Linked DNA regions of Homo sapiens: all the other regions are linked to region 2. A link is a contact called in ENCODE Hi-C or POLR2A ChIA-PET data. All regions are on one chromosome and are shown on one strand. Each heading gives the region's core, a stretch centred on a gene start or an enhancer-like site at or near the end of the contact. The rest is flanking DNA. Distances are from core to core; before and after follow the strand shown.

The links. Hi-C counts contacts between places; a loop is a spot of excess contacts on that map. ChIA-PET counts read pairs that join two places held with the same protein, here RNA polymerase II (POLR2A). Pooled maps may share reads with other maps.
Region 1: a map of tibial artery shows a loop between it and region 2 (6-fold over the local background). The contact joins the promoter of ARF1 here to the promoter of NUP133-DT in region 2. A Hi-C loop is called at or near these places in 1 of 168 maps with a recorded cell type or tissue (tibial artery), 2 of 37 single-sample maps with no recorded cell type and 10 of 50 pooled maps.
Region 3: a loop to region 2 is called in a map of naive thymus-derived CD4-positive, alpha-beta T cell, with 7 times the contacts of the local background. The contact joins the promoter of H2BC26 here to the promoter of NUP133-DT in region 2. A Hi-C loop is called at or near these places in 2 of 168 maps with a recorded cell type or tissue (both naive thymus-derived CD4-positive, alpha-beta T cell), 2 of 37 single-sample maps with no recorded cell type and 9 of 50 pooled maps. POLR2A ChIA-PET finds 5 or more read pairs at or near these places in 4 of 52 experiments (CD4-positive, alpha-beta memory T cell, activated CD4-positive, alpha-beta T cell, activated CD4-positive, alpha-beta memory T cell and 1 more).
Region 4: a map of CD4-positive, alpha-beta T cell shows a loop between it and region 2 (5-fold over the local background). The contact joins the promoter of GUK1 here to the promoter of NUP133-DT in region 2. A Hi-C loop is called at or near these places in 1 of 168 maps with a recorded cell type or tissue (CD4-positive, alpha-beta T cell), 1 of 37 single-sample maps with no recorded cell type and 7 of 50 pooled maps. POLR2A ChIA-PET finds 5 or more read pairs at or near these places in 3 of 52 experiments (GM12878, K562 and Panc1).
Region 5: a map of ascending aorta shows a loop between it and region 2 (7-fold over the local background). The contact joins the promoter of TRIM11 here to the promoter of NUP133-DT in region 2. A Hi-C loop is called at or near these places in 2 of 168 maps with a recorded cell type or tissue (ascending aorta and naive thymus-derived CD4-positive, alpha-beta T cell) and 10 of 50 pooled maps. POLR2A ChIA-PET finds 5 or more read pairs at or near these places in 3 of 52 experiments (A549, CD4-positive, alpha-beta memory T cell and MCF 10A).
Region 6: a loop to region 2 is called in a map of B cell, with 6 times the contacts of the local background. The contact joins the promoter of MRPL55 here to the promoter of NUP133-DT in region 2. A Hi-C loop is called at or near these places in 4 of 168 maps with a recorded cell type or tissue (B cell, CD4-positive, alpha-beta memory T cell, ascending aorta and 1 more), 1 of 37 single-sample maps with no recorded cell type and 14 of 50 pooled maps.
Region 7: a loop to region 2 is called in a map of vagina, with 13 times the contacts of the local background. The contact joins the promoter of IBA57-DT here to the promoter of NUP133-DT in region 2. A Hi-C loop is called at or near these places in 1 of 168 maps with a recorded cell type or tissue (vagina) and 12 of 50 pooled maps. POLR2A ChIA-PET finds 5 or more read pairs at or near these places in 3 of 52 experiments (GM12878, Panc1 and activated B cell).

Annotation. Positions count from the first base shown.
Region 1 is chr1:228,080,558-228,084,326 of GRCh38, reverse strand. ARF1 (ARF GTPase 1) reads right to left here and starts at 1,619. Exons shown (of 5, transcript NM_001658.4): 1 at 1,562-1,619. RefSeq lists silencers at 1,233-1,332, 1,363-2,182, 2,193-2,322.
Region 2 is chr1:229,506,800-229,510,840 of GRCh38, reverse strand. NUP133-DT (NUP133 divergent transcript) reads right to left here and starts at 2,411. Exons shown (of 3, transcript NR_110630.1): 1 at 2,162-2,411; 2 at 601-717. NUP133 (nucleoporin 133) reads left to right here and starts at 2,500. Exons shown (of 26, transcript NM_018230.3): 1 at 2,500-2,773. The coding sequence starts at 2,592. RefSeq lists silencers at 1,345-1,639, 2,580-2,809 and an enhancer at 2,410-2,529.
Region 3 is chr1:228,455,701-228,459,352 of GRCh38, reverse strand. It overlaps H2BC26 (H2B clustered histone 26), which reads right to left and starts at 1,250. Exons shown (of 1, transcript NM_175055.3): 1 at 795-1,250. The coding sequence starts at 1,223. The coding sequence ends at 843. It overlaps H2AC25 (H2A clustered histone 25), which reads left to right and starts at 1,480. Exons shown (of 1, transcript NM_033445.3): 1 at 1,480-1,989. The coding sequence starts at 1,536. The coding sequence ends at 1,928. RefSeq lists enhancers at 54-103, 185-770, 771-1,357.
Region 4 is chr1:228,138,630-228,142,723 of GRCh38, reverse strand. It overlaps GUK1 (guanylate kinase 1), which reads right to left and starts at 2,445. Exons shown (of 8, transcript NM_001159390.2): 1 at 2,361-2,445. The coding sequence starts at 2,421. RefSeq lists a silencer at 1,859-2,418 and enhancers at 2,429-2,658, 2,769-2,818.
Region 5 is chr1:228,405,088-228,408,968 of GRCh38, reverse strand. TRIM11 (tripartite motif containing 11) reads left to right here and starts at 2,134. Exons shown (of 6, transcript NM_145214.3): 1 at 2,134-2,815. The coding sequence starts at 2,408. It overlaps TRIM17 (tripartite motif containing 17), which reads left to right. Exons shown (of 7, transcript NM_016102.4): 7 at 218-1,034. The coding sequence ends at 768. RefSeq lists enhancers at 572-1,231, 1,423-1,472 and silencers at 1,823-1,892, 2,033-2,122, 2,183-2,422.
Region 6 is chr1:228,108,013-228,111,897 of GRCh38, reverse strand. MRPL55 (mitochondrial ribosomal protein L55) reads left to right here and starts at 2,599. Exons shown (of 5, transcript NM_181463.3): 1 at 2,599-2,749; 2 at 2,877-2,943; 3 at 3,580-3,663. The coding sequence starts at 3,638. RefSeq lists a silencer at 2,154-2,243 and enhancers at 2,514-2,683, 2,952-3,665, 3,666-3,885.
Region 7 is chr1:228,163,191-228,167,148 of GRCh38, reverse strand. It overlaps IBA57-DT (IBA57 divergent transcript), which reads left to right and starts at 1,637. Exons shown (of 2, transcript NR_103540.1): 1 at 1,637-1,675; 2 at 2,657-3,063. IBA57 (iron-sulfur cluster assembly factor IBA57) reads right to left here and starts at 1,345. Exons shown (of 3, transcript NM_001010867.4): 1 at 992-1,345. The coding sequence starts at 1,332. It overlaps LOC124904534 (a long non-coding RNA gene), which reads right to left. Exons shown (of 2, transcript XR_007066913.1): 1 at 3,696-3,958; 2 at 1,967-2,999. RefSeq lists a silencer at 714-1,753 and an enhancer at 858-1,760.

The sequences.
Region 1 (3,769 bases), core at 370-2,869, 1.4 Mb after region 2:
ACACACTCTAACAATGTGTCCAATGAGATGTGTGACTAACATTTACACTACTCAATTCTTCTCAATTTTGGACCCAGCTAATAGTACGGCATTTCAGGACCTTATGGTTCTGGCTACCTAGGCAGTGCTGGTGAAAATTCAAATTAAATGAGGACACCATCCATGCGGTCACACGTGTTAGACAATGGCTAACGCAACAGCAGAGGGCCACAGGGGCCGCACACAACTGCACCGCGGCATCTCACACTCCTCCCAACACACTGCGGAAAACGCCAGAACCACCAGCCTTGCAACAGCCGGCAAAGAAAACTGCTGACCACTAGTTCTGAAACAAGAACTACAACTGCCCACTCCAACAGGGGCAGTGGCACCAACTCTACAGCTCTCAACTAGGCGGCGACTTCGGGGACCATCCAAAGCCTCCGACCTCCCTTCTTTTCCTGCCCGCGATTCCGAGTGCATTTCTGCTCAATTCCTGCAAAGCAGCAACTGGCTGCCTGGACTGAAAGGGAGTGCCAGGAGGTGCCGTCGGAATGGTTATTTAACACTCTAGGTGCGCACGGCTGTCCAGCCCCAATCTCACACGCCGTAACCACCCAGGCTGTGCTCCGAGAGAGCGCTGGGGCCGGCCTCTGCGGCCTAGAGTCTGCGAGCAGGTCGTTCCGCAGGCAGGTTAAAGATTCAGGTAGGTTAAAGATTCACCAGCTCAGAAGAGGCCTTCTTATCTACTGCCGACAACGTCAAGGAAACCACCCTGGAGTTAAAGCGAAGATCGACCGGCCCTCTGGAGGCCACCGGTGCCCTGAGTGCTGACCCCAAATTGCGTCTCACTGGTGTGAAGGGAGGCACTCTGGGCTCCCCCGGAGGTCCACGCATTCCGTTCAGCAGACAGGGAAGGGCACGGGGTTCCTGTCCACCTGCCCGCCCGCTCTCACCACCCCTGACCCGGTACCGTCTTCACAGCAAACACGAACTGGATGGAGTCGGGAGGCGAAGATGCAAGCCCCCACCACCTACATGACCTTGACGGCGTCTCAGGCCGCCCGAGCCTCAGTTTCCCGGTCCCCGAGGCGGGGGTCCGCCCGGATGCCGCTCGCTCGCCTGTACTCGGGTGGGGGAGGCCCCACGACCCCCACCGGCCCCCGCGGCCGCTAATCCCAACCGTCCACGCGCGGGCGGCCTCGGGAAACGAGAAAGGCAGAGGCGAGGGAAGCAGGAAGCCCAGGTTTCCTGGAGAAGAGCCCGGCGTCCAAGCGGACTTCCGGGCGACGGGCGGGGGCAGGGACAGGCAGAGGAGGACAAGCGGCCGCGAGCGACTTCGGGAACCTGTGAGGGGTGCGAGGAGCTCACCGACCCGCCCGTCCGCCCAGCCCCGACTCCGGCCGGGCCCCAGCCTCAGCCCGGCCCGTCTGCGTCCGCCCCCGGCCCGGCCCTGTCGCCGCCGCCGCCGCGGGGGTCGACGTGCCCTTCGCGAACCTCAAGTCGCCCCGAGGCCAGTCCCCAGCCCCCGCCGGCTCCAACGTCTCTGCGGCCCACACCGGCCCGCGCCCCTCGCCCTCACCTCAGAGGCTGCTGCTCCGAGCCAGGCGTTGGTTTTGCTCCCACAAGATGGCGGCTCTGACGGCGGCCACGTCAGCGCCTCCGGGCGCGGGGCACGCCGGGTAAGGGGCGGAGACGCCGGGAACTCCGCCCACCGTGCGCCCGCGACGCAGGCGCGCTGGCTCCGGTAGGGCTGCAGGGGGCGGGGCCGGGGACACCCTGCCCCGGGCCGCGGTCTTAGCTCGCGCGCACCCTAGGGGCGCGCACCCGTCTGCGCCTGCGCCTGTGAGTCTTCCGCGAAGACAGCCTGTGGCTCACTCCCGCCCGTTTGGCGTATTTGGAGACTGAGGCCCGGGGGGCTCCTGCAGCAACTGGAGCTGCGGGGCTGGTTGCCACCTTCCTCCTCCCACACCCGGCAGTCACCGGGAGGCCTCGGGGACTGCGTGAGGACGGGGGTGCGAGGCGCCCCTCGCCGGGGTTGGGGTTCCTGGCTCCCAGGCTGCGCGGGTCCACGTGCCCCGGCCCTGTGGAAACCTGTGGCACTCGCGGGGCCACGGCGGAAGGTCCGAAGGCGGGAGGCTTGCTGTGTCCCCGCACTGGCCTCGGCGCCCCGGCGGCCGCAGTGACGCGCGGGCTCATACCTGGGCCCGGAGCAGACGCCGGGGAGCTGGCCGCAGATGAAGCAAAGGAGGAGGTGGCCTGGGGACCCCGGGGTGAGGCGGGGGCCGTGGGGGTGGGGCCCAGGGTTGGGGACGGCCGCCCAGAAGGGAGGTCACAGTGGTCTCTAATGAGCTGGCCTTTAAGCTGAGATCCAGTTGAGGCGGAGGAGATCCCGCTCTCAGGCACCTGAACAGAGGACCGTTGCAGTCCCTCTGTGTTCCGTGTGCTGGAGGCCTGGCTCTGCCCACCACCCTCAGGTCTTCTTGCCTCTTCCCTTGTGCTGCTGTGAGGGGTTGGGCTTGTGGGAAAGTGTCCCTGCAGCACAGTGCCCTGGGTATTGTGGAGGTCGGGAATCAACCTGATTTGTGCAGGCCGAGGCCCGGGGGCAGGGCCTGAGGGGTGGGATCACTGGGCCTGGCCCAGGCCTCCTGCGCCCCTTTGCTGCCCCCATCACCTACGTTGCTTGCCCCTTGGGCAGGGCGTCCTCACTGCCTCTGGAGGCTGCGATGGGCAGATCTCTCCCCCAGGGCTGCACCTGCGGGGGCTACGAAGGTCCCCAAAAGCGGTGACCCTCCTGCCCCCAAATTTAGTCCCTTTTTCTGCCTGGGGCTCCCTTCCGAAATCTCACCTCTGTGAAGCTGTGGCAGGGTTGTCTGTTTAGGGGAAGGACGTCTCCCACCCTACAGGCATCTCAGATACTCTTGGAAAGCCCCAGGGAGGGTTGTGGATGCCTGTGGAACCTTCTGGTTGTGCTGCCTCTCCCTGCTCAGCCAGAGCGGGGCCATGTGCGGACATTTCACGGGGGTTACATGTGGTTATGGCCTCTTTAGGGCTGAAGGGACCTGGCTTTGGTTCTCTGCTGGCAGAGCGTGGCCAGGGGTGGCTCCAGGGTCACTGAGCGGGGATTGTGTGGGAACCAGAGCCTGCCTCCCCTTCCTTTAAAATACTTTTTATTTATTTATTTATTTTTGAGATGGAGTCTTGCTCTGTCGCCCATACTGGAGTGCAGTGACACAATCTTGGCTCACTGCAATCTCCGCCTCCCGGGTTCAAGCAATTCTCCTGCCTCAGCCTCCCAAGTAGCTGGGATTACAGGCGCCTGCCCCTATGCCCAGCTAATTTTTGTATTTTTAGTGGAGACAGGGTTTCACCATGTTGGCCATGGCTGGTCTCGAACTCCTGACCTCAGGTGATCCACCCGCCTCGGCCTCCCAAGGTGCTGGGATTACAAGTGTGAGCCACCGTGCCTGGCCCCTTTAAAATATATATTTTTTAATGTGAAAAAATGCAGACAGGAAAGAGTGTATGTCAGATACATGCACAGTTTAAAAAGTAATAAAATGGATTCCTGTATAGCCAGCCCTAGGGTTAAGAAATGTACCTTCCCCAGCCTGGGCAACATAATCTCTACAAAAATTTTACAAAGATAGCCAGGTGTGGTGGCACACACCTGTAGTCCCAGCTACTTGGGAGGCTGAGGTGGGAGGATCGCTTGGGCCCAGAAGTTCAAGGTTACAGTGACCTAGTAGGACTGTGCCACTGCACTCCAGCCTGGGTGACAGAGTGAGAC
Region 2 (4,041 bases), core at 1,162-3,661:
GACGTGAGCCACTATGCCTGGCCGTGAGACCCCATTTCTAAAAATATATATATAAATAAAAAATAGGCAGGTGTGGTGGTACATGCCCATGGTCCCAACTCAGAGGCTGAGGCAGGAGGATCACTGAAGCCCAGAAGGTTAAGGATGTGGTGAGCTTTGATCACGCCACTGCACTCCAGCCTGAGCAACAGAGTAAGACCCAATCTCTAGAAAAATCATAAAGTAAAATAAGAATAAATAAAGTTCCTAGAATGCACCAAGTCCTTTGCTGCTTCAGGACCTTTGGCCAAGGATCCTCTGCCTGAAACATTCTTCCTCCTATTCTCTTATGCTTCATGTCTCAGGTTAAACGTCCTTTTCTCCCAGAGACCTTTATAGACCTCCATGCAAAAATAGGTAGCCCCAGTGATTCTCTCTCATACACTTTGCTCTTTTATTTCATAGTACACATCTCAGCTTGTAGCTGGATATTTGTGTTCATTTTTTCAGTGTCTGTCTTTCTCATTGGTCTGTAATCTCCATGAGGGTAGGACCCATGGGCTTTGTTTAGTTATAAGCCTTAGCAATTATCACATAGCCTGGCACATGGTAGGTACTCACTAAATCCATAACGAATGGATGACTTTTAGTGCTGTCTGCTTACTATCCTTCAATAGCCATACATTTGGACTCCAGGCAAGTTCTTGCTCAAAGGTGGCTGACAAGTCATTCTAGCTCCTGCAAACAACAGCTTTTACATTAGGATGCTGGGGAAACCACTAACCAGTCCAACAAAGCACAAGAATAAAATTGATCCCACCAATCCTCTCAGACACAACTATTAATACTCTCTATTGCCTATTTCACACCCCTCCTTGTAAGAATGAAACAGGGAGGAAATGCACTGGGCTCTCAGAGCTATAAGACTCAACAAGCTGCCAAGTTGGGTTAGACACCCAGGTGGGAGAAGGAGTAAAGCAGCTAGCCTATGTAACCTTGGCAAGATGACTGCTCAGATGCCACTGGTGCATAGATAGATGACTGGCTTCCCAGGGGAATGTCAACAACTGACACCCACACTGTGGTCTCCCACATGTGAATACGTCAATGTTTACTTAACCATTCCCTTATTTCAACACACGTTGAATGAAAGTCTACTATGTGTCTGTTACTGTGTGCCACAAAGGTAACAAAGTCACTGCTCTTGCTGTCAAGACATTTAAAAGGAAGTACTTGACAGACAATTATGAAAACAAACTATTATGCAGGATAAAAATACAGTCTACACACAGGAGCAGAGAGGACAAAGGATAAGGGGGACCTAATCCTGTGGAAGGTTTCACTGAGAAGGCAGCACAGAACTAACTTGATGCGGAAGGTAGGCGCCTTCTGGACCAACAAGGCAGGGAGTGCATTCCAGGTGAGAGAAACATGGACATGGGCACTGGAGGGAGATTTGGGTTTTTAAGTTCTCGGAATGTGGAGTGCAAGTGGGAAGTGCTGGAAGTACAACACGGACGGAAAAGCCAACCTGACTTAGATCACATAGGACCTTGCAAAGGAGCTTAGCAAATAACCTACTGGCAATGGTCAGCCACTGAAGCATTTACAGGCCCAAGAGCAGCATTACGTTTGCCTTAATTCATTGTGTTGGCAGTGAGAAGATAGAGTGGAGGAAGACTAGACACAGGTAAGGAACCCTCTCCCCATCTCCCCTACTCCCTCCCGCTGGCAGAAGAGGCTACGCAGTGGTTGAGGGAAAGGTAAGTACCAGAACCAGGGCAGAGGCAGTGCAAATGTGTGATCTAGTACAGACACGTAGGACCTTACAACGTATACCATGATCTTAGGGTGGAGGTAGGTGTGAGGGATGACTGCAGATAGAGCTCTTCTCTTTGCCTTGGACAACTGGCCAGTTTTACCAAGCTGGAACAGAGATGGTGGTAGGAGAGGGGTCCTAAAGGAAAACATGAATGCGCTTTTCATAAGTGGATTGTGAGGAGTTCGCAGGACTTCCAGCTGAAATTGTCCCCTAGGGAGCTGAATGATAGGGGTCTGGGGGTTTTGAGCTGGATCCAGGTTAGAGACACGGATTTGTGGCGTCATCAGCGTGGATGAGACTGCGCAAAGTTGAATGGGAAAATGGCAAACCTAGAAAACAACAAATATCACAGTGCGATACCAGTGTCAGCTTTACGGCTTTTCTCCGTCCTCAGCTTGGAATGAGGAACATCTTTCATTTCACAAGAGGTTCAGGAACTACCAGTGTGAAAAGAGGCTACGTTCAAGCTGCTGGAGGGCCAGTTCCACCTAGGCGCAGTCAAGAAGGGCGCCTGGCTTTCCGGCTTCACGTCCCTGGAAGCTCGGCACTGCAGCGGTTCTAGATCTGGGGCCGCCGGCTGCCTTCCCGACCTACCTCGCTGACTGGGCACCGCCCTTAACGTCACGATCCCGCCCCCGCCAGCGCTCCGACCACAACCCGCGGGAGCCATTGCGTTTGACGTCATCATCGCGCGCCATCTCTTCCCTTAGGTGTTTAAGTTCCGCGCGCAGGCCAGGCTGCAACCTGACGGCCAGATCCCTCGCTGTCCTAGTCGCTGCTCCTTGGAGTCATGTTCCCAGCCGCCCCTTCTCCGCGGACCCCGGGTACCGGGTCCCGAAGGGGCCCGCTGGCCGGACTCGGGCCCGGCTCCACGCCCCGGACGGCTAGCAGGAAGGGTCTGCCCCTGGGGTCTGCAGTCAGCTCCCCAGTGCTCTTCTCGCCGGTCGGCCGGCGTAGCTCGCTAAGCTCGCGGTAAGTGATCTCCCTGGTTGGGTCTGGCAACCAACAGCCTCACGGGCCGCAGTGGGCCGGATAGGTTGTTGTCTTTAGAAGCCTTTGGAACCGGGGCGGCGGAATAGAATGCCACAGTATTGGAAAATAGACCTTTTCCACTGCTGCAGGTAGTATCTGCTTCGTTTTGATTATCAGTTGATCAGTTGATTCCCCACTTTGCATTTTTCATGGATACCTTTGTGCAGAAGTGAAGTACAAACTGGATTTGCATCAGTGTTTACCTACTTCCCACCTACTACCCGTGTGATCTGGTGTAAGTCACTCGTGATTTTCTTCATCTGTGAAATGGCGATAATATATCTCACCTGAGCCAGAGGAGTTATTATGAATTGCCACGATGCAGATGTAAGGTGATGGTGATAATGAGGACCTACAACCCTGAAAGATCATTGTTTAATGCCTAACATACCAACTGACATTAATATCTGATGATTGGTAATTAAAGGGTTTCTAGCTACGGAATTTAACTTTCTAGGTAAATTATAAGGAAAAGGCTTTACATAAGTGAGCTAAGAGTACTGTGATAGTTTAGTTACTAAAACTGCTCGTTTGGAGCACCAGTAAAATCATCACACACACACACCCCTCCCCACCCCCAACACACACCATGTTCATAATTAACCTAAAACTTTAGTGTTTCTGCATAGTTTTCTCTGAATTCATCTATAAAAAATGAATTTTTCCCTGCAGGAAACACAAAGTATTGTGTCTTGAAATTATGGTTAAAATTTATCTGTAAAATTTTTCAGTACTTTAAAGGAGAAGTGGTTTTGAAAGAATACACTGTATCTTTGACTTTTTTTGGCATATTTTGAAAAGTTCTTTTCAAAGTGCTGATCTTGTCAGTGTTTTCTATTCCTTTTGCGAAAAGTTGGAGAATAAAAGCATACTTTATTTACTGTGTGTTGTTTTATTTAAATCTCTTCTTGTGATCATTTGAAGAAAAACCTTTGTTATCCTCTGTCAGGAAACAAAGCCCTTAGCCCTTCTGTATGTGCATCTTCTCATTTAATTCTCGTGATAAGACATAGACTACCTTTTATTCTGGTGACTTTACAATATTCTAAATGTTAAGAGGGTGAGCAAGAAATAAAGTTTTTACTGTGATATCTGCTGTTGAGGACCATGTAACAGCTGATGCTCGTAACCTGTTCGATTTCTTGCTTGGTTGTACAGATCTGATAGTTTTTTTTTTTTTTTTTTTAAAGAGACAGGGTCTCACTCTC
Region 3 (3,652 bases), core at 1-2,500, 1.1 Mb after region 2:
TCTTGCGCCACGTCTGGCCTCGCCCATGGGGGGCGGGTAGGGTTGGGGAGGTTGGCACAGGGTCTTTTGGGGGGAGGTGACCCGCACTCCTCACCTGCACGGCGCACGCCAACCTCATTTGGACCCGGTCCTGAACCGGGCGCAAGCGCTCAACATCCAGGAATGCACCACTTGCTTATAAAAGACATTTGGGGCCAGGTGCGGTGGTTCACGCCTGTAATCCCAGCACTTTGGGAGGCAGAGGCGGATGGATCACCAGGTCAGAAGATCGAGACTATCCTGGCCAACATGGTGAAACCCCGTCTCTACTAAAAATACAAAAAATTAGCCAGGCGTGGTGGGGCGTGCCTGTAATCCCAGCTACTCGTAAGGCTGAGGCAGGAGAATCGCTTGAACCCAGGAGGCGGAGGTTGCAGTGAGCCCAGATTGCGCCACTGCACGCCAGCCTAGAGACAGAGCGAGACTTCTTCTAGAAAAAAAAAAAAAAAAAAAGAAAGAAAGAAAAAAAAAAGAAATCTCGTCGTGAGTTAATAGCTCTGCGCGGAGGGAGGGGATGGAGAGGGGGTCCTTGATCGCCTCCCAACATTACTGAGCTACATCACCTGAGCAGTTTCTACCCCGATTTCTGTAACGAGCAGTTTTTCTCGTTCTGTGCCGGCGCGCGCGCGCACACACACACACACACACACACACACACGGCTCAGATTCGGCCGCACCCGGCAACCGCTAGGGTGCATGGAGACACATTAGGTTACATAACCCTTCACCGTGTTCGAAACCCTTTCTTGATCGTGTGGGTGGCTCTGAAAAGAGCCTTTGGGTTCAGGACGCCGAGGAACGCCTCACTTGGAGCTGGTGTACTTGGTGACAGCCTTGGTGCCCTCGGACACGGCGTGCTTGGCCAGCTCGCCGGGCAGCAGCAGGCGAACGGCCGTCTGCACTTCGCGGGACGTGATGGTGGAGCGCTTGTTGTAGTGTGCCAGGCGGGAGGCCTCGCTGGCGATGCGCTCGAAGATGTCATTGACGAAGGAGTTCATGATGCCCATGGCCTTGGACGAGATGCCGGTGTCGGGGTGCACCTGCTTCAGCACCTTGTACACGTAGATAGAATAGCTCTCCTTGCGGCCGCGCTTGCGCTTCTTGCCGTCCTTCTTCTGTGCCTTGGTGACAGCCTTTTTAGAACCCTTCTTGGGCGCAGGAGCCGATTTGGACGGGTCTGGCATGATGGCTGAGTCTCTCCAAACAGAAACGCGCGGCGCTCGGAGTAACTCTATTTGTACGTTTTGTATTCAAATGAAGGCTCAGGATTTGCTCACTTCTGATTGGATCAAACGTTGTTCTACGTCATCGCTGGGAAAGGAATACGCAAATTAGGAGTGCCAGGTTCTTTTTCTGATTGGCTACCATAGCCATCCAATCGAACGCCGCGGTCTAGCCTACCTCTGTACCATACATAAGGGCTCGCTGGCCTTCACTGCCCTCTTGTTTTTAGTCTCGCTTTTCGGTTGCCGTTGTCTTTTTTCCTTGACTCGGAAATGTCCGGTCGTGGTAAGCAGGGTGGCAAGGCGCGCGCCAAGGCTAAGTCGCGCTCGTCGCGCGCGGGGCTGCAGTTCCCCGTGGGCCGCGTGCACCGGTTGCTCCGCAAGGGCAACTATTCGGAGCGCGTGGGCGCCGGCGCCCCGGTCTATCTGGCCGCGGTGCTCGAGTACTTGACTGCCGAGATCCTGGAGCTTGCCGGCAACGCGGCGCGCGACAACAAGAAGACGCGCATCATCCCGCGCCACCTGCAGCTGGCCATCCGCAACGACGAGGAGCTCAACAAGCTGCTGGGCCGCGTGACCATCGCGCAGGGTGGCGTCCTGCCCAACATCCAGGCCGTACTGCTGCCCAAGAAGACGGAGAGCCACCACAAGGCCAAGGGCAAGTGAGGCCGCCCGCCGCCCCCGGGGCCCCTTTGATGGACATAAAGGCTCTTTTCAGAGCCACCTACTATCTCGAGAAAAGAGCCGCACTGATCCTGCAGTTCTTTATAGGCCGGAGGCCTGATCACCCTAGGCTCATGAATGAGCGCAGTGGCCATGGGGAAGGGCGCAACGGGAACCGAGACCCTGGGGACTGATTGGGCTGCATACTTGCGAGGTGGGCAACGTGTTCTGTTAACAACAGGGAACCCTCGTCCACAGGTGGCCACCCCTTGCTCTTGAGTCCCACCCAAAACCTCTAGTAGGGTTTTAATAACGCTCACCGTAAAGGTGTCTTCATAATTACTAGTGACAAGTTCTCTTGACTCTAGCAAGGTTCCCGTGTGGTCATCAAGTACAGAATGCAATTTCTTAATGATTTATCTGATATTAAAAGTATTTATGATCTCTAAGTAGTTTGCACTTTAATTCTGAAGAGTAAGTCTATGGATTTCTATTTAAATTGCTAAGTTTTAACAATGTGAGCTCCACCAGTGTTAAGATTTAATTTATTTGGCTGGGAATTCTAAAGGTCATGAGGAAAGTTTCAGTACTTAAAAGGAACCAGATTAGTAGATGCTGAAAGGTATAAACCTTTTAAGAAGACTTAATTTGGAATAGGATAATTATTTAAAGGAATTTAGTTTGTTTAATTCGGGTTGGTCAAACATTAATCAAAGATCCCCTTAAATTGATTGCTAAAATTGGAGAACAAAATAATTTGTACACTGTTTTTGAAAAGGAAAACTAAATTTGCGAGTTAAGCAAATTTAAAATGAGTATTGTTAGAACCAGATGAATGATGATACATGTGGACTTTAGGAAAATAACGGTTTGTAACTACATTTTTCCTTATAAAATGGAGGGTTTAAGAGCGTCGGAGACCTCCAGGCAAATTAACTGAAATGGCTGTGTTAATAGCCCCTAAATCCTGGAGGAGAGAGGTTCATTGATTTAATCCACGATAATCCCTTAAAAAATGTTTGCCACAAAATCAGAGCTCAGAAAGTGTTATTCTTCTGTTGTTATCTGTACAGTTTTCATTAATCTATTTCTCAAAATATGGATAATTCCTACTTTGTTTTTATTTTTTCTTTAATCCCCAAAGTGCTAGTATTTAGTTAATTGACACCTAACAATTGCATATTATATGGGGTACATAGTGATACTTTGAATACATTTATTATCAGATCAGGGTAATTAGCAATTATTAAGTATTTATTGTAATAATAAATACAGGCCAGTAAAATTATTCAGGAATATTATATAATTTATATTTACCCTACTAAAATTGGGTCTACTCAAGTCAGGGCTTCCTGGACACCAGCTAACCACAAATCTGCATGTCTTTAGAAAATATCCCAGTGCTATGAAACTATTTGAACCAAAAATTGGTAAGCAGCTGCTCCAACAGTGTGGATCTAAACAGCACAATATTCACAGTGTGTATCACGAGTGGGCACCATTTCAGTAAAACAAAACTGCAAGGACTGGCCAGGAGAGGGTGTAGCCTTCCAGAGATCTTTTCATTATTTTTCTTGTGAAAGCCTTCATTTTCAGTTGAAATTTATCTTTATGTATTTATATCTATGTAGGTCACTCTATCTCTTCAAATACCCTTTAGTGGTATTTAAGGTTTTTGCAGGGTCTGGGGACTTAGGTGTTTCAACTATCACCATGGATTTCCAGAT
Region 4 (4,094 bases), core at 1,196-3,695, 1.4 Mb after region 2:
ACCTCTGGCTCCTGGGTTGGGGATCTCCCCCTTTCCTCGCAAGCAGCAAGTGGCAGGTGTGTCTCTTCACCACAGGGCCCTGACAACGATCAGACACCAACAGATGCAACCCAGCACAGAGCAGACAGCAGACGCTGGTGGGCCCCAACCCCGCCTGTTTCCTCCACAGGTGTTGCCCCTGCACCACCCTTACCCCGCCAAGCCCAGGCTCCCAGGCCTCCCCTCCTCCCTCCTGAGGGAGCAGTAAGCTATTGAGGTGAGGCTGGGCCCGCAGGCAGAAGACACCAGTTCACCCAGCTGCTGCCAGGCAGGGGTCCAGGCTCCAGCCTCGCCAAGGGCGTTGTCTGCGCAGCTGTGCCCACTCTCGCCCAGCACAGGGCACGAGGCACACATGACACACCAATTGCCAAGAACTCTGGACGGGCCAACACTCCGCTCTTCCTGGGTCCCCTGAGTTCGGCTCTGCCCAAGCGTGAGGGCACAATGAGCAGACTACTGGGGGCCCTGGCCAGCCAGAGAGTGCAGAGGGCAGACAGTGAGTGGATGCGGGCCTTGCAGAAGCACAGCCACACCACCACCGCTGGAGACAGGGCGGAGGCACAGGCTGCCTGCCTGCCTGGGGAGAGACCAGTGGCAGGGCGGTCACCAAAGCCACCTTCCATGGAGCACACCCAAGGGAGAAAACTGTGGCCCAGGCCTCAAGGCTCCTGCAATCTTGCGGTGGAAACCACGGAGCCTTTGCCCTGACCAGAACACATGCGCCAAAGGTGTCTTCCTGTGGGCAGAGGGAAGCATTCCAGCAAACATTCTGTGCTCTCCACTCTCACCAACCCACAGTCGCAAACTCCAATCAGCTGCCTGGCAAGAAGCCACACAACCCACAACTGTAAGGACCTGCCAGGCACGTGGTCTCCACAGGAGCTCCGAGATGGAAGGTCTCCTGGGAGCCGCCGGCGCAGATCCATGTTCCGGAATGGTCTCTGCCAGAACGCTCCCTGGACTGGGCTCCCATGCTGCCCCAGCAGCCGCTTTCCTGGAAAGGCACTCCCTGCTGTGGCGGCATAATCTCCTCCTTCTGGCTTCCAGCCATCCTAAGGACTGAACAGAGTCACCACCTTGCCCCCGGCCCACTGTTCGAGGAGATGCTAACAGAGGGCTTGACCTTCTGAGAACCGAGAGAATTCAGCCCCCGCCTGGCCTCTCGTAAGACACAAACCACCAGACGTGGGCCTGGGCTCTGGGCTGGGCCAGGTGGATGAAGGGGAGGCTGGTGGTCCAGGCGGCTGCTCTTGGCTGCAGGGTTTCTGGGCACACATCCGGGTAGCACGCATCCTGGCCTTCAGCAACCTCGTTTTAAATGGGACCACACCAGGAGCAGCCAGGGCGCTTTCATTTTCACTTTCTTTCCCCGGGGGGGACAGGAACATTCCTTTACCTCCTGAGGAAATCGGGCTCTTCCAGAGCCACAGAGGAGTGAAGGCCCCAGCCCTTCACGATGCTGCGCGGCTATGTTTGGGTCTGTCCATCAGGGAGAAAGAAAAACCGGCCGAGTCTTGCACAGGGTCCTCGACAGCAACCCCAGGTAAAGAGCAGAGCAAGCCTGAGACAGGAAGGGGCCATGAGCCCAAAGACAGCAGAGCAGGACCCAGCCCGGGGCCTCAGGACCGACCTCTTTCATGCAAAGACGAAACCGAGGCCCACCACACGCAGGGTCAAAATCAACTTTGAGGCACCTGCTTCCCACACCAGTCCTTACTGGGGCATACTTCTAAGGCGACGCTCAAGAATGGCAGCAGGGCAGCTTCAAGAACCCCAACCCGGACTCTGGCTTTGGAGAATCCGAACCCCAAATGCCACACCCATGCGTCGGGAAGGCCTGCTGTTTCCCCAAGTCCCCGTCTCTGCGCCGTGCCGCGGAGTAGGCAGAATCCTGGGAGCCCCGGAATAGCCGGCTCCATCCGCCCAGGACCCCAAGGCTTGCAGGGTGAGGTGGGAACCGGAGCGCACACCGCGCCGGGCCAGCGGTAGGGACTCCCAGCTGCTCTCTTTGGCGGCGCGCCCAGGTGTCGGGAAGACACCGAGCGCTCCTATACGCCCGGGGAGCAGCTCGACACTGCGATAACTGCCGGCCTGCCCAGCTCCTGAGGAGCGCCCCGCCCTCCGGGACCCGGGCTCCGCTGCGTTGCCAGCCCGTCCGCCCTCCAGAGCTCCCCCGTTCTCAGGGCCCACAGTTGAATGCGGCACAGGGCGTCTCGGCTAGGAGGAGATCCGGAGGCGGCGTGGACTGGGCGACCGCAAAGCGCAGGGACCGCTGCCGCCTCGACCCGAGTCACCCTCGCGATCGCGCTTGTCGTACTCACCGTCCGGTGGGGCCCGGCCCAGGGCGGCCGCAGCCAGCCCGGCCAGCGGGCGCCGCAGCATCCGGGGCCACCTCTTCCGCCCACTGAACCTACGTGACAGCGCCGCACCGGCCCACCTCCGCCCGCGCGCGAGACTGACGTCATGAGGCGACTGCCCCGCCCATGTCTCACTCGTTCTTCCCCGCCCCTTAGGGAAGTACTTACCTCAGTGCCTCGCTAGCCCCGCCTCCACCTGCGCTGGCCTGTCGCGACCGCAGGGGCGTTCAGCACAGCGCCCTCCCAGCCCGTCTTCTCCCGCTGCGTCACAGCGCCACGCCGGCCCGCCTCCACACAGCGCGAACTAACATCACGACCCGCCGGCCCCGCCCACGGCGTACTTGTCCCGCTTGTCACTCAGAGAAGTACCTCAGTGCAGCGCGGGCCCGGCTTTCATCTGCTACGTCACAGCGCTGCCTCAGCCCGCCTCCTCCCGCTTATGTCACAGCGCCGTTTCCGTCCTCCATCTACACTGCAGGGACCTAACTAACGAACGACTCCGCTAGCCCGTTCCAAACCGGCCACTCTCCAAAAACCATTAATTGGGGAATGTGGCCGGGCGCGTGGTTCACGTCTGTGATCCCAGCTCTTTGGGAGTCCGAGCCGGGAGGACCGCTTGAGGCCAGGAATTGGAGACCAGCCTGGGGATCATAGGGAAACCCCTTCTGTACCAAAAAATTTAAAAACTTTTTTGTGCCTGTAGTCCTTGCTACTCGGGAGGCTGACGTGGGACGGTCGCTTGAGCCTGGGCAGTCGAGGCTGCAGTGAGCGGTGTTCGTGTCACTGCACTCCAGTCTGTGTGACAGAGCGAGACCCTATTTCTTTCTTTTTTTATTTTTTGAGACGGAGTTTCGCTCTTGTCACCCAGGCTGGAGTTCAGTGACGCCATCTCTGCTCACTGCAACCTGGGCCTCCTAGGTTCAAGCGATTCTCCTGCCTCAGCCTCCCGAGTAGCTGGGATTACAGGCGCCCGCCACCACGCCCAGCTAATTTTTGTATTTTTAGTAGAGACAGGGTTTCACCATGTTGGCCAGGCTGGTCTTGAACTCCTAACCTCAGGTAATCCACCAACCTTGGCCTCCCAAAGTGCTGGGATTACAGGCGTGAGCCACTGCACCTGGCCACGGGACTCTATTTCTAAAAATTATTTTAAATTTTTAAAAAAGATTTATTGAAGGCTGGGTGCAGTGGCTCACACCTGTAATGCCAGCACTTTGGGAGTCCGAGGCAGGCAGATCACCTGAGGCCAGGAGTTTGGGACTAGCCTGGCCAAAATGGTGAAACTCTGTCTCTACTAAAAATACAAAATCAGCTGGGTGTGGTCGTGGGCCCCTGTAATTCCAGCTACTGGGGTGGCTGAGGCAGGAGGATCACTTGAACCTGGGAGGTGGAGGTTGCAGTGAGCCGAGATCAAGCCACGGCACTCCAGCCTAGACGACAGAATGAGACTCCGTCTCAAAAAAAAAAAAAAAAAGTATTGAATGTGAACTGCAGGAGAGCAAGAAAAAAAGTAAAACTTTAAAAAATACAACTTCAAAAAAATGTGTTGGGGCTGGGCACCATGGCTCATGCCTGCAGTCCCAGCACTTTTGGAGGCCAAGGCGGATGGATCACTTGCCCCGGAGTTGGAGACCAGCCTGGGCAACATGGCAAAGCCTTGTCTCTATTTTTTTTAAATACTAATAATAAAACAGTTTG
Region 5 (3,881 bases), core at 885-3,384, 1.1 Mb after region 2:
GGTCTCTCTGCCCAGCCCCCTGTACCTTATTGCCACCAAGGCCCACACACAATTGGTGTGTGGAAGCATCAAGTAACCCCAGATTCACAGCAGGGGAGGCCTCTGCGGAGTTAGGGGACCATTGGCCACATCCACCACTAGGGCCCGGGGACTCCCACCTTTGACCCTGAATGCCCCACACCTCTCCCCATCTCTCCACCACCACGCCCATCTACAGAGGATGTGGTGCCTGATGCCACCTCCGCGTACCCCTACCTCCTCCTGTATGAGAGCCGCCAGAGGCGCTACCTCGGCTCTTCGCCGGAGGGCAGTGGGTTCTGCAGCAAGGACCGATTTGTGGCTTACCCCTGTGCTGTGGGCCAGACGGCCTTCTCCTCTGGGAGGCACTACTGGGAGGTGGGCATGAACATCACCGGGGACGCGTTGTGGGCCCTGGGTGTGTGCAGGGACAACGTGAGCCGGAAAGACAGGGTCCCCAAGTGCCCCGAAAACGGCTTCTGGGTGGTGCAGCTGTCCAAGGGGACCAAGTACTTATCCACCTTCTCTGCCCTAACCCCGGTCATGCTGATGGAGCCTCCCAGCCACATGGGCATCTTCCTGGACTTCGAAGCCGGGGAAGTGTCCTTCTACAGTGTAAGCGATGGGTCCCACCTGCACACCTACTCCCAGGCCACCTTCCCAGGCCCCCTGCAGCCTTTCTTCTGCCTGGGGGCTCCGAAGTCTGGTCAGATGGTCATCTCCACAGTGACCATGTGGGTGAAAGGATAGACACAGACCGGGGGACTCGGGCACTGCTCCTGGCTCTGCAGAAGGTGTGGGCCTTCTGCTTACTGCAGGCCACCTGCCAGGGTTCTCTGGCATCACGCTGGCAGCCATTAGACACACAGGGGGGTTTCTCAAATTCTAAATATAATTGTGATTAGAACTGTCAAACATTAAGAGGGTATACTGACAGATGCTTCCTAGAGGAAACTTTTGAAAGCCCCTGCGTTCTGAGTGGACCGATTTCTAAATCCATACCTACACACCAGGAACAGCGTGGTCACGTTTTTTTTAGCCATGCCCCCACCCCCACTTTGGAATGACAGGAATCTGTGGCTCCCAGCCCCCCCAGGGGTTTAGGTTACTCTGTCAAAGAAGTAGAAATATCCTATGGTGGGGAGGAGCGGGGGTGGTTGCTGTGTCAGGGATGGTCCCAGGCTGCCCATAGAAATGTCCTATGCATCCTATTGGGTCCTTCGATGGGGGAAAATGGGAAAGGCTGAACCCGTAAAAAGCCTCAGAGCTGCCCACCCCCATCCCGTTCGATCCCCAAAGTTGCACGAGCAGGGGCAAAATCCCAAAGAGATTAGGATTTATGTAGGGGCCTCTTTTCCACAGCGCCCTTACCTTTTCCAAGGAACCCCCCACCCACCCCTGCAGGGTCAAGCACTTTAACAGCCTGTGTCAGTCACTAGCAAGGCAGAATTCCAGAGTAAGCGTACTCCTACCTCGACAAAGCCGGAGTGTCTGCGCGAGGGGCTGCCTGGAACAGCATGCCCCTTTGGAGTGGTTCCCGCAGAAAGAATGTGGGCCTCCTGGAGAGCTGGTCCTGGAGGGATGCCCCCGTCCCATCCCCCAACTCCAATCATTCTGACCTTGGCCTGCCAAGGCTGTGAGGGCCGGGCCTTCCGAGGATACCCGCCCTGGGAAGCACGGGCTGAGGGGGTGAGGACGCACTAGGGGTATGGCGAAGGGCTCCAATGCCCCAGGCTGCGGACTCCCTTAGTCCTTGCAGTTGCTTCCGTGTGCCCCGCCCTGAGTCCCCATCCCTCCTTGCCCTGCCCCCTGCTCCATCCCTCCCCTGCGCCCCGCCCCCTGTCCCCATCCCTCCCCTGCGCCCCGCCCCCTGTCCCCATCCCTCCCCTGCGCCTGAGTCCTCCCCAGGGCAGGGGTAAAAGACCTGGCCACAAGAACCGGAGCGGTGGTGACGCCAGGTCAGCAAGTGAAAGCTCTCCAATTCCGTCCCGCCCGCGGGCCGCGTGACTGGCAGCGGCCAATCGGAGGCAAAAGCGGGTTGTTCCAAAAAAAAAAAAAAAAAAAAAAAAAAAAAAAAAAAAACACACAAAACCCACCCAGTCGCTTCCTGCTTCCGCCTCGGCTCCTCTTCCTGCCGGCATCCGGGATCCCTACGTCCCGCGTCCCCCGAGCGCTCGGAGCCTACGCGCCCAGCGCTACCGAAACCCAGAGTCCTGCGCCCTGGAGTCCCCGCGCCCCGGAGCCCGAGCACCCGGGAGTCCCGAGCCTCGCGCCCCGGAGTGCCCGAGCCTGCGCCGCCGCACCCGGATACCCCGCGTCCCCGCGAGCTGCCGAGGCCGCCCGCCGCCGCCCCGCGGACAGTACCGCCTTCCTCCCCTCTGTCCGCGCCATGGCCGCCCCCGACCTGTCCACCAACCTCCAGGAGGAGGCCACCTGCGCCATCTGCCTCGACTACTTCACGGATCCGGTGATGACCGACTGCGGCCACAACTTCTGCCGCGAGTGCATCCGGCGCTGCTGGGGCCAGCCCGAGGGCCCGTACGCGTGCCCCGAGTGCCGCGAGCTGTCCCCGCAGAGGAACCTGCGGCCCAACCGCCCGCTTGCTAAGATGGCCGAGATGGCGCGGCGCCTGCACCCGCCGTCGCCGGTCCCGCAGGGCGTGTGCCCCGCGCACCGCGAGCCACTGGCCGCCTTCTGTGGCGACGAGCTGCGCCTCCTGTGTGCGGCCTGCGAGCGCTCTGGGGAGCACTGGGCGCACCGCGTGCGGCCGCTGCAGGACGCGGCCGAAGACCTCAAGGTGCTCCTGGGCGGGGGTGGCGTGCAGGGGCGTCGGGGAGCCGGGGACTGGGGAGGCCTGGGCGGGTGGGAGGTTTGGGGGACTGCTCCGGGAGTAATCTGTCTCTGTCTAGGGCGGGGAGCTCAGGATGCAGCCTGCTGTGGGCCTGTGAGGGGGGTGTCGCGCAGGGTGGCTGTGGGGGCTCATGACACAGCCTGTTTCAACCAGGCCCCTTGAGGCTGGGACCATGGCCGCCAATGAGACCCTGCTCTCGGGGGTGAGGGGCGTACCTCTCATAGATAGAGGCTAAGAGAGGAAGGTGGAAGGTGGAAGGTGGTGGAGTGGGGGCAAGGAAAATGTGGCCATACCCTGGCCAGCAAGGAGCTGGAATCAGAGGAAAGTGGGAGAACCTCAGAGGTGGCCGATCCTAGATGGACTCCCTGCAGGGACTGTGTTAGCAGGTCAGTACTTAAGTCCTGGGAAAGCCCCAGACTGGGCAGGATGAGGGGGACACAGTCGTTTCCTCTCTAACCTCCCCTCCAGGGCTGCCCTGCATTTCTGGGTGGGGTACTGGGAGCCATCTCTGCCATCTGAGATGCCAGGGCTCAGCCTGCCTTTTCTCCCCTTGTCTTGCTGCTTAAAACCCAAATAAAACCCGAGCTGAAGGGCCTGGGGCACACGTTCCCTGGCCTGCGCTCCCTCCCGCTGTCCTCTTTCCTCGCTGACCTGCTGCAGGTGTGCTCCTGGGAGCCTACGTGTGGGGCAGATGGCAGCATCTTTGGAGCTTTCTTGATTGCACTTTGTGTGTTGCATCATGGTCACTTGTGTGTGCCAGATGAGCAGTTAAGGCAGTGTTAGAATCAGTACTGAGCTTGATCTGTCCCTATCACAGAGCAAACTTCTGGGATACTAGAATAAATCTGAATCTGTCCCCTTCTGCTTTGGATTTTAGCAGAAAGGTGGTTTAGAGCCATATCCGTGGGCTTGTTCAGACACAGATTCATTTGGGTTTTCTTTTCTTTGCCCATGCAGGAATGTCTACACCTGAAACATGTTAGCCCAGCAGAATTACCCTTGTGACACCAAT
Region 6 (3,885 bases), core at 1,350-3,849, 1.4 Mb after region 2:
CCTGGCTAATTTTTGTATATTTTTTAGTGGAGACCGGGTTTCACCATGTTGGCCAGGCTGGTCTCGAACTCCTGACCTGAAGTGATTCGCCCACCTCTGCCTCCCAAAGTGTTGGGATTACAGGTGTCAGCCACTGTGCCTGGCCTGGAACTCTTAAAATTTAACCTCAAAGACTGGTTCAGGCCATAAGAAGTGGGGGTCAGACATGCCTCATTATACCTCTCTGGCATTAACATCAACATAGACTTTAAGTCCGATAAACATTTTACAACCTATTCTCTCTGAAGCCTAATACCTGAAGGCTTCATCTGCAAATAAGAACTTTGGTCTCCACAATCATATATATATATATTTTTTTTTCTTTCCTTTTTTTTTTTTTTTAGATGGAGTCTCACTCTATTGCCTAAGCTGGAGTGCAGTGGCGCAATCTCGGCTCACTTCAACCTCCGCCTCCTGGGCTGAAGTGATTCTTCTGCCTCAGCCTCCTGAGTAACTGGGATTACAGGCACACACCACCACGCCCAGCTAATTTTTGTATTTTTAGTAGAGAGGAGGTTTCACCATGTTGGTCAGGCTGGTCTCGAACTCCTGACCTCGTGATCCGCCTGCCTTAGCCTCCCAAAGTGCTGGGATTACAGGTGTGAGCCACTGCACCCCACCCACAATCTTTTATCTTAACCCAGACATTCCTTTCTGTTAATCCCAGGTCTTCAGGTAAATTCAACCAATTGTCAAACAGAAAATTTTTCAATCTACCTATAAGCTGGAAGCCAGCACCCTTGACCCCTGCTTCGAGTTGTCCTGCCTTTCTGAACCAAACCAATGTAGGTTTTAAATGTATTTGATTGATGTCTCATGCCTCCCTAAAATGTATAAAACCAAGCTGCACCCCAACCACCTTGGGAACATGTTCTCAGGACCTCTGTCCTGAGGGCTGTGTCACAGGCCATGGTTACTCATATTTGGCTCAGAATATATCTCTTAAAATATTTTACAAAGTTTGACTCTTTTCATCAACAGCAGCAAGCCACCAGCATTCCCAGTGAGGGAAGGGTAAAGGGAACTTTTTATCAGTGAAAAGGGAACTTTTATCAGCGAAAAGGGAGCGGTTCACAGAAGCTGCTTAGAAAGAGTTCATTGGTTCCAGGGGCCCAACGCCAAAGCTCAAAGTTGTCCTCAGTTCATTGGTGGCGCTGCCATTACTGGGCAAGTGTTTATTCCGAGCATCTTAACTGAATTACTGCAGTCCTAAAGATGGTCTAAATTTTGTCAAAGTAGGAGACCCGTGAATGACACAAAAGGGTTTCTTGTGGGGTTTTTAGAAAGTCCTTGCGAATAATTCTTATCTCAGACACTAAGCCTGAGCCTCCTGTTCTTCCCAGCCCTGTTTGTCTGGGCCTGACAAAGTGATTTCACTCCTTATTTGTAACTTTCACAAAACAAAGGCCCTGGTCTCATGAACTCATTGCACAAAGTGACCCTGGTTCGCTGAGGCAGATAGGCGATGCTATCTGCCTGCCCTGGTCCAAACATCTCATCTGGAATACTGCAGGCCAGTGGAAATGCCCGGAATAAGCTCTGTTTACAAGGTAATAGCGAGCCTCTCTGGCATTTCAGAAATGCGTGACAGCTGCTTCCTTAGGGCCCTCCCCACTCCATTTTGGTTACGTTGTGACATAAATTACTCCATTTTGCTGTGAACTACAGGGTCATTTCTCAGCCCCCGCCAACCCCGCGGATCCCCCCTCAGCCCCGCTGTATCAGCCTTTCGGATCCTCCTTCAGCCTCTCAGGTCCTCCTCAGCCCGCTGCGTGCCTCTTCAGCCCCCCTTGAACTTCCGTCATCCCCACAGATCCTCCCTCAGCCTCCCTAGATTCCCACCTCAGCGCCCATGGATCCTCCCTCACTGCCCCCTGGGACCTCCCTCAGTTCTGCAGATTCCCCCCTTAGCCTCCTGGGACCTCTCTCACCCCTTCTAGATCCTCTCTCAGCCCCGCAGATCCTTCCGCAGCTCCCCCTGGATCCTCCCTCAGCCCAGCTGGTGCCCACTCAGCCCCGCGGATCCTCCTTCCCTCAGCCCCCGCCCGGGTGCTCCCGCAGTCCCCCTGGGTCCTCCCTCAGCCCAGCTGATGCCCCTTCAGCTCCGAGGATCCTCCCTCAGCCCCCCTGCGTCTTCCCTCAGCCCCCTGCGTCCTCCCTCAGGACCCCTGGGTCCTCCCTCAGCCCTCCGGGACCTCTATCAGCTCTCCTGGATCCTCCCTCAGCCCTGCGGATCCTCCCTCAGCTCCCCACCCCGGGTCCTCCCTCAGCACTCCCCCACTCCGTCCTCCCTCAGACCCGCGGGTCCCCCTCGACCTCGCCGGCCCGCCCTGGTCCTCCCGGTAGGGACGGAGGTCACCTGCTCGCCGGCCCCGCCTGGGTTCTTGTACCGCCACAGCGCCCCCGCAGGCCCCGCCCACCTAGGCTTCGTCCCGCCCCCGAGATTACATCACGCCGCGCCGGCCCCGCCCAACAGGGGCGTATATCTTCGTGTCTCACCGCCCACTCTTGCCTCTCCCTGCCATGGAACACGTCATACCGCGCGACGCAGCGCCTGCCAGTGACGTCGTGGGCTGCAGCGCAGCAGCACCCAACGCAGTGAGTACCTTGATCTCCTGCGTGGCCTCGTCCCTGGTCTTAGTTCCACCGGGCAGCGGGAGTCAGGACCGCCTGTCCTCAGACCCCTCCGCAGCGACTGTGGCGGCCGCAGGTTGGCGCCTCGTGTGGGCCGGGAACAGAGGCGGGAGGCGCTGTACCCTCCCGGTGGAGTCGGGAGGGAGGGAGGCAGGGAAGGGGACAGGGGGCTGCACCTGTGATAAGCCCTTGTCCCCATGCAGTCTAGCAGGAAAGGAGAGGGAGCTTTCCCCGAAGACCCTCCTGGACCAGCCCCAGGCTCCTGTGCTGGTGAGGCCGAGGGAGAGGGATGTGGGCATAGGACACGTAGCAGGATTTCCATTTTAGAGGCAGCCGGACCTGTCTTCAGGTCCCTTCCTTGGTGAGAGACAGGGGTACGCCAGAGGAAGCTGGGCGCTCGGCCTCTGTGCAGCCTCATCTCCTGGAATCTGAGTATTGAAAACTGGGCTTTTACTTCGCACACCTCAGCACAGACTCCCATGGGAATCCAGGTCACAGCAAAGCAGCCCTGGGCCTCCATTCTCCTTTAAGCAAGCATGACAATCCTCACTTCACTGAGTTTTTATTAAAACTAGCAATGACCTTAGAAAGCAAGGCATGACCTCAGCTCCACTTTTGAGGCTGCAGTCCATTCAGAGAGGTTTCGCAGACTCGGTAACGGCCAGAACAGACAGCCTGGGCCCTGCCGCAGGCTGACTCAGAATCTTTGGGAGTAGTGACCAACTTCTGCTTTTGGAAAAACCTCTACAGGCGGTTCTGAGAAGTCCAAGGGTTGCTGGGAGAGGTTGGTGAGTGGCGTGGTGATTACATGTGTCTTGGAAGCATCCTGGGCTGGGATTTGATAAGAAACCATTAGGTGGAAGAACCTTCCTTTTAAAAAAGATCTCTTCATTCTCTGCCTAGCAGGTTGCACGCCAGGGCCTGTACTGACCACCTCCACGTGCCACTGGGGCTGTAAGGAGGAATGGCGGCCGTGGGCAGCCTGCTTGGGTAAGCATGGACTTTTAGGTCCCTGGGGATTACTGTCAGGGGCCACCCCAGGGAACCCCTCTCTTCAGCAGGAAACCGCCATTCTAATCCTCCCTAGTCCTTGCTATTGTCCACTGTCCCCTGTGCTGGAAGCTTTGTGCCCTTGCTCAGCCTGGCAGCCTCTTCCTGGCTAGGGGGCCAGAACGCCTCTGACCACAGCCTGTGGCTCCTGAGGAAGCCCCG
Region 7 (3,958 bases), core at 388-2,887, 1.3 Mb after region 2:
AGAAAAGCTTCTGAGAAAAACACAGTTCACATACAAATAAGAACGGCACCAGACTTCTCAGAAAAGCTGGCAGCGAGAAAACAAAGTTGTGATGTGAACATTGTCGGTGACAATTTCCAAGCTAGATTTTTACACCCAGCCAGGATATCAGGTAAAGCCACTAGCAGAGACACAATGAGTCCAAAAATTCACCCCACGTAGCTCAGGAAGTCATTAAAAAGGTGTCCATCCCCTGAAACCAAAACACAGGAGTAAGCTGAAGAGAACAAGAACCGGGTCCGCCATAGCAGGGACAGCAGGCAGGCGGCCGCGAACCAGATCCACTCCACCGGGCGGAGGTTTCAGGGATCCAGGTCCCTGGAAGCTGGGCAAGGGAAACCCAAGGCTGTAAGCAGTCAAGGCCCTGACCCGGCATGAACATCACTGACAGTCGTGATGTCAGCACAGATGACTGAGCCAAATGCCAATGTGACCAGCTATGGGGAGACACAGGGAAACACAAGGTAAACAGAACTCGGGAGTGTCACCACAAGCTGTCACTCAGAAACACAGCTCTGCCACCAGGCGGGGCCCCTGAACCCCTTGTCCCTGCGGAGGGAGAAGGGTCACCAGATGGCCCACTTGGGAGGTGCCCACCTAGAGACGCCTCTGCTCTGATATGGTGGGCTGGCCCCCAGGCCTCCCCTGGATGAGTCGCTGACCCATCCCTGGGTGTTGAGCCAAGCCCTCCTCTGGGTGCCCTCCCCCGGGTGCTGGGCCCTGGGTGAGCTTCCCCTGGGTGTCCATCCCAAGTGGAATCTCCTGGGTGCCTGACCCTGAGTGCCAGTCGCTGGCCCACCCACCCTTGAGCTTCCACCCCATCCCGGCCCTCCCCGGGTGCCCACCCCCCACGCCCTCTGCAGGCCCCGGGCGCCCGCCCTGTCCCTGGGTGCCGGTCCCTGGCCACTCCCCTGGGTGCCCGCCCCCGAGCGCCCTCCCAGCACGCGCTCACCCGTACAAGATGACGTCATAGAGCGTCCGGCCCTGCACGTTCAGGAAGTGGGCGTAGCCCGCGCGCGCAGCAGGCGGGGCCCCCGCGGCCGCAGGACTCGGAAGCGGCAGTTCATTGGTCAGCAGCCCTAGCAGGAAGGGCGCCGCGTCGGGGCCACGCACGCGCAGCAGGGTGCGCCCGTCCAGCCGGAAGCAGGCCCAGGCCGCTCCGGCCGTTGGGTCGCCACCAGGACTGCAGGAGCTGTGGGCCAGGCGGCACCTTGGGGCCGCGCGCAGCCGCCAGCGCCAGACCGGGCCGCCGCGCCCCGGAGTGGCGCCTCGAAGCAGCGCCGCGGTCGCCATCTTGGACAAGAGTGGGGCAGCGGGAAGGGCCCAAGGAAGCGGGAGGGGCGGGTGCCACAGCGGCCCCTGGCGGTGGCCGCCGGAGGGAGGCGGGAAGGGGCGGGCGCAGAGTGCGTGCGTGAGGGGTGAACGGAACGTGCGTGCCTGAGGGGCGGAGCAGCGCCGGTTGAGGCCGACTGAGAGTGCGTGCGTGAGGAGCAGGGCCTCCCGAGCTGGAAGGGGCGGGCGGGGCGAGCGTGCCTGCTGGGTGGGTGGGGCATGCGTGTGGGGCGGAGCATCGTGCGCGGGGTGTGTTTCGGGGCGGGGACTCGGCCTATCCGTCAGCACGCAGGCTCCACCCTCGGTAGGTAACGAGGTTTCTGCCGGCCTCTTAAGCGCCATCCCATGTCCCATTCGGTGGCCTTCCTCGTTTTCACCCACCCATGTCGGGCACCGTCACTCATCTCGAGAACCTCTTCATCCTCCCAACCTGAAACTCCCTGTTAAACACCCACTCCCGAGGCCCTGGAGCTCCCATTGTACCTTCTGGCTCCATGAGCGTGCCTCCTCTAGGGACCTCACAGGAGCAGAATCCTACGGGATTTGTCGTTTGCGACGGCTTATTTCACTCAGCATAGTATTCTCAAAGTCCATCCACGGTCTAGCATGTATCAGCATTTTATTTTTATTTTTATTTTTATTTTTATTTTTTGTAAAGACAGGGTCTTGGTTATGTTGCCCAGGCTGGCCTCAAGCTCCAGAGCTCAGGCAGTCCTCCCTCCTCAGCCTCTTGAGTAGCTGGAACTACAGGCGCTAGCCACCACACCAGCTAATTTTTGTATTTTTTTTGTAGAAATGGTCTCCCCATGTTGTCCAGGCTGGTCTCAAACTCCTAGGCTCAAGCGATTCACCGGCTTTGGCCTCCCAAAGTGCTGGGATTACAGGCGTGAGCTACCGCACCCGGCCGCTTCCTCTTTCCTACCAGTTCGCCAGCGTCCACGTGTGGCTGTTGTGTCATTTTTTTCATTTGCTGGACCATTGGGACTTCAGCTGCAGGTGGCAGGAGGCTCCATCCCCAAGTGTCTCCACGGATAAGGACAGGCACCATCCAGCCCACAACCCCTCCGCACCCCTAATCAGTGTGACATGATGAGACACAATCACAGCTTCAAATCACATCCTTGGTAACTTCTGCTTTTTTCAGGCCAGGGTCACCCCCATCATGTGTCTATAGTCCTCTTCAGTGCAGGATTCCAAGCTCCCCTGGAGCCCAGCCTGTCCTCCCACAGGACGTCCTTCCAGACCACAGGACGTCCTTCCAATAACTCTCGTCCTCTCTTCACAGCTGAACTCACAGAGGACAATTTAGGCAGGAACCACACACTGCTATGACATATCCACCCCACCGTGCTTTCTCGAGGAGTGATGTCCCATACCCCCTGCTGAGCAGCCCTGTACAGTGGCCACTTTCCCTGGTAGTAGGTGACACATCTACAAGGTGGCCCCAGCAGCCTTCAGCCCTAGAGTCTGACTGCCCTGGTCCAAGCCATCCCTGCCTTGCTGGCCTCCTGGGGCCCATGCACCCTGTTGACATTCCCCTCTCCACTGCCCTCCACTCAAAGCACCAAAGAAGACTTACTCAATGTGTCCTTATGGTGCAGAGTCCCAGCAAGCAGAGGTCTTTGTATCTGTTGAATAAAAAAATTCCTCATGATGCGTAGTAACATCAGTGAGGAAGACTGCACCAAGGCGCATCATGTGGTGTGGGGCCCTGCCTGGCGGCCTTGGGGGAGATGGAGCTCAACCCCAACACAGCAGGGCAGAGGGTGGAGAAGCCGAGGAGCAGCGTGGGGTCTGTGGGTGGGAATGACTAAGGAGACATCAGGGCTGAGGGGTCTGGCTAAACCCACCTCACAGGGTCCTTGCTCTAGGCAGGCAGGGTGATCAGACGTCACCAGGTGATGGTGGAGGATGAGGGACCTGGTTGGATGTCATCGAGGGTGAGATATCCAGGGTGTGGGGTTCTGGCTAAACTGACTCAGTAGGGCTCTTACTAAAACTGGATTTTCCAAGCAAGTGCACAGATGGGCCTAGGAGAAAGTTCCAGATCCCAGCCGGAGTTTGGCCAAGCAGAAAGTCTCTGCCATAGCTCCCTGCCGTGTCCTGAGGGCCTGGGCCAGCAGCCGGCATGCCTTAGGGGCTCAGGTGACATTGGGCAGTCAGCGAATTCCCGCAGGCCCTGGATGTGGCCATGGAGGCCCTGCCGTTAGCCCACTCTCTTCACTGCAGCTTCCTCATCCCTGGAGCTCCCGCTTGCCCTTCTGGACCCTCCTCACAGCATCCCCACCTGCCCCAAGCCCTGTGAGGCCCCGGACCCTGCCTACCCAACCAGGCGAGGCTCCGGGCATGGTGAGGAGCCTGGAGCAAATCAGCTGGGTCCCCCAAGGTCCCTGGGCCTCAGTCCCCCGCCAGACGCCAGCTTCCTGACTGAGATAGGCCAGGCCTAGAATGCGCTCCCTAGCCACTGGCTGCAGCCGCCACCCCTTCCTCTGCCAGAGCCTGGCGTTCCTGAGGGTGACCCGGTACCCCCCGGGCAGCCCCATGCGGACAGAGCGGAAGGCAGGCAGGATGAAACCCGGGGCAGGGA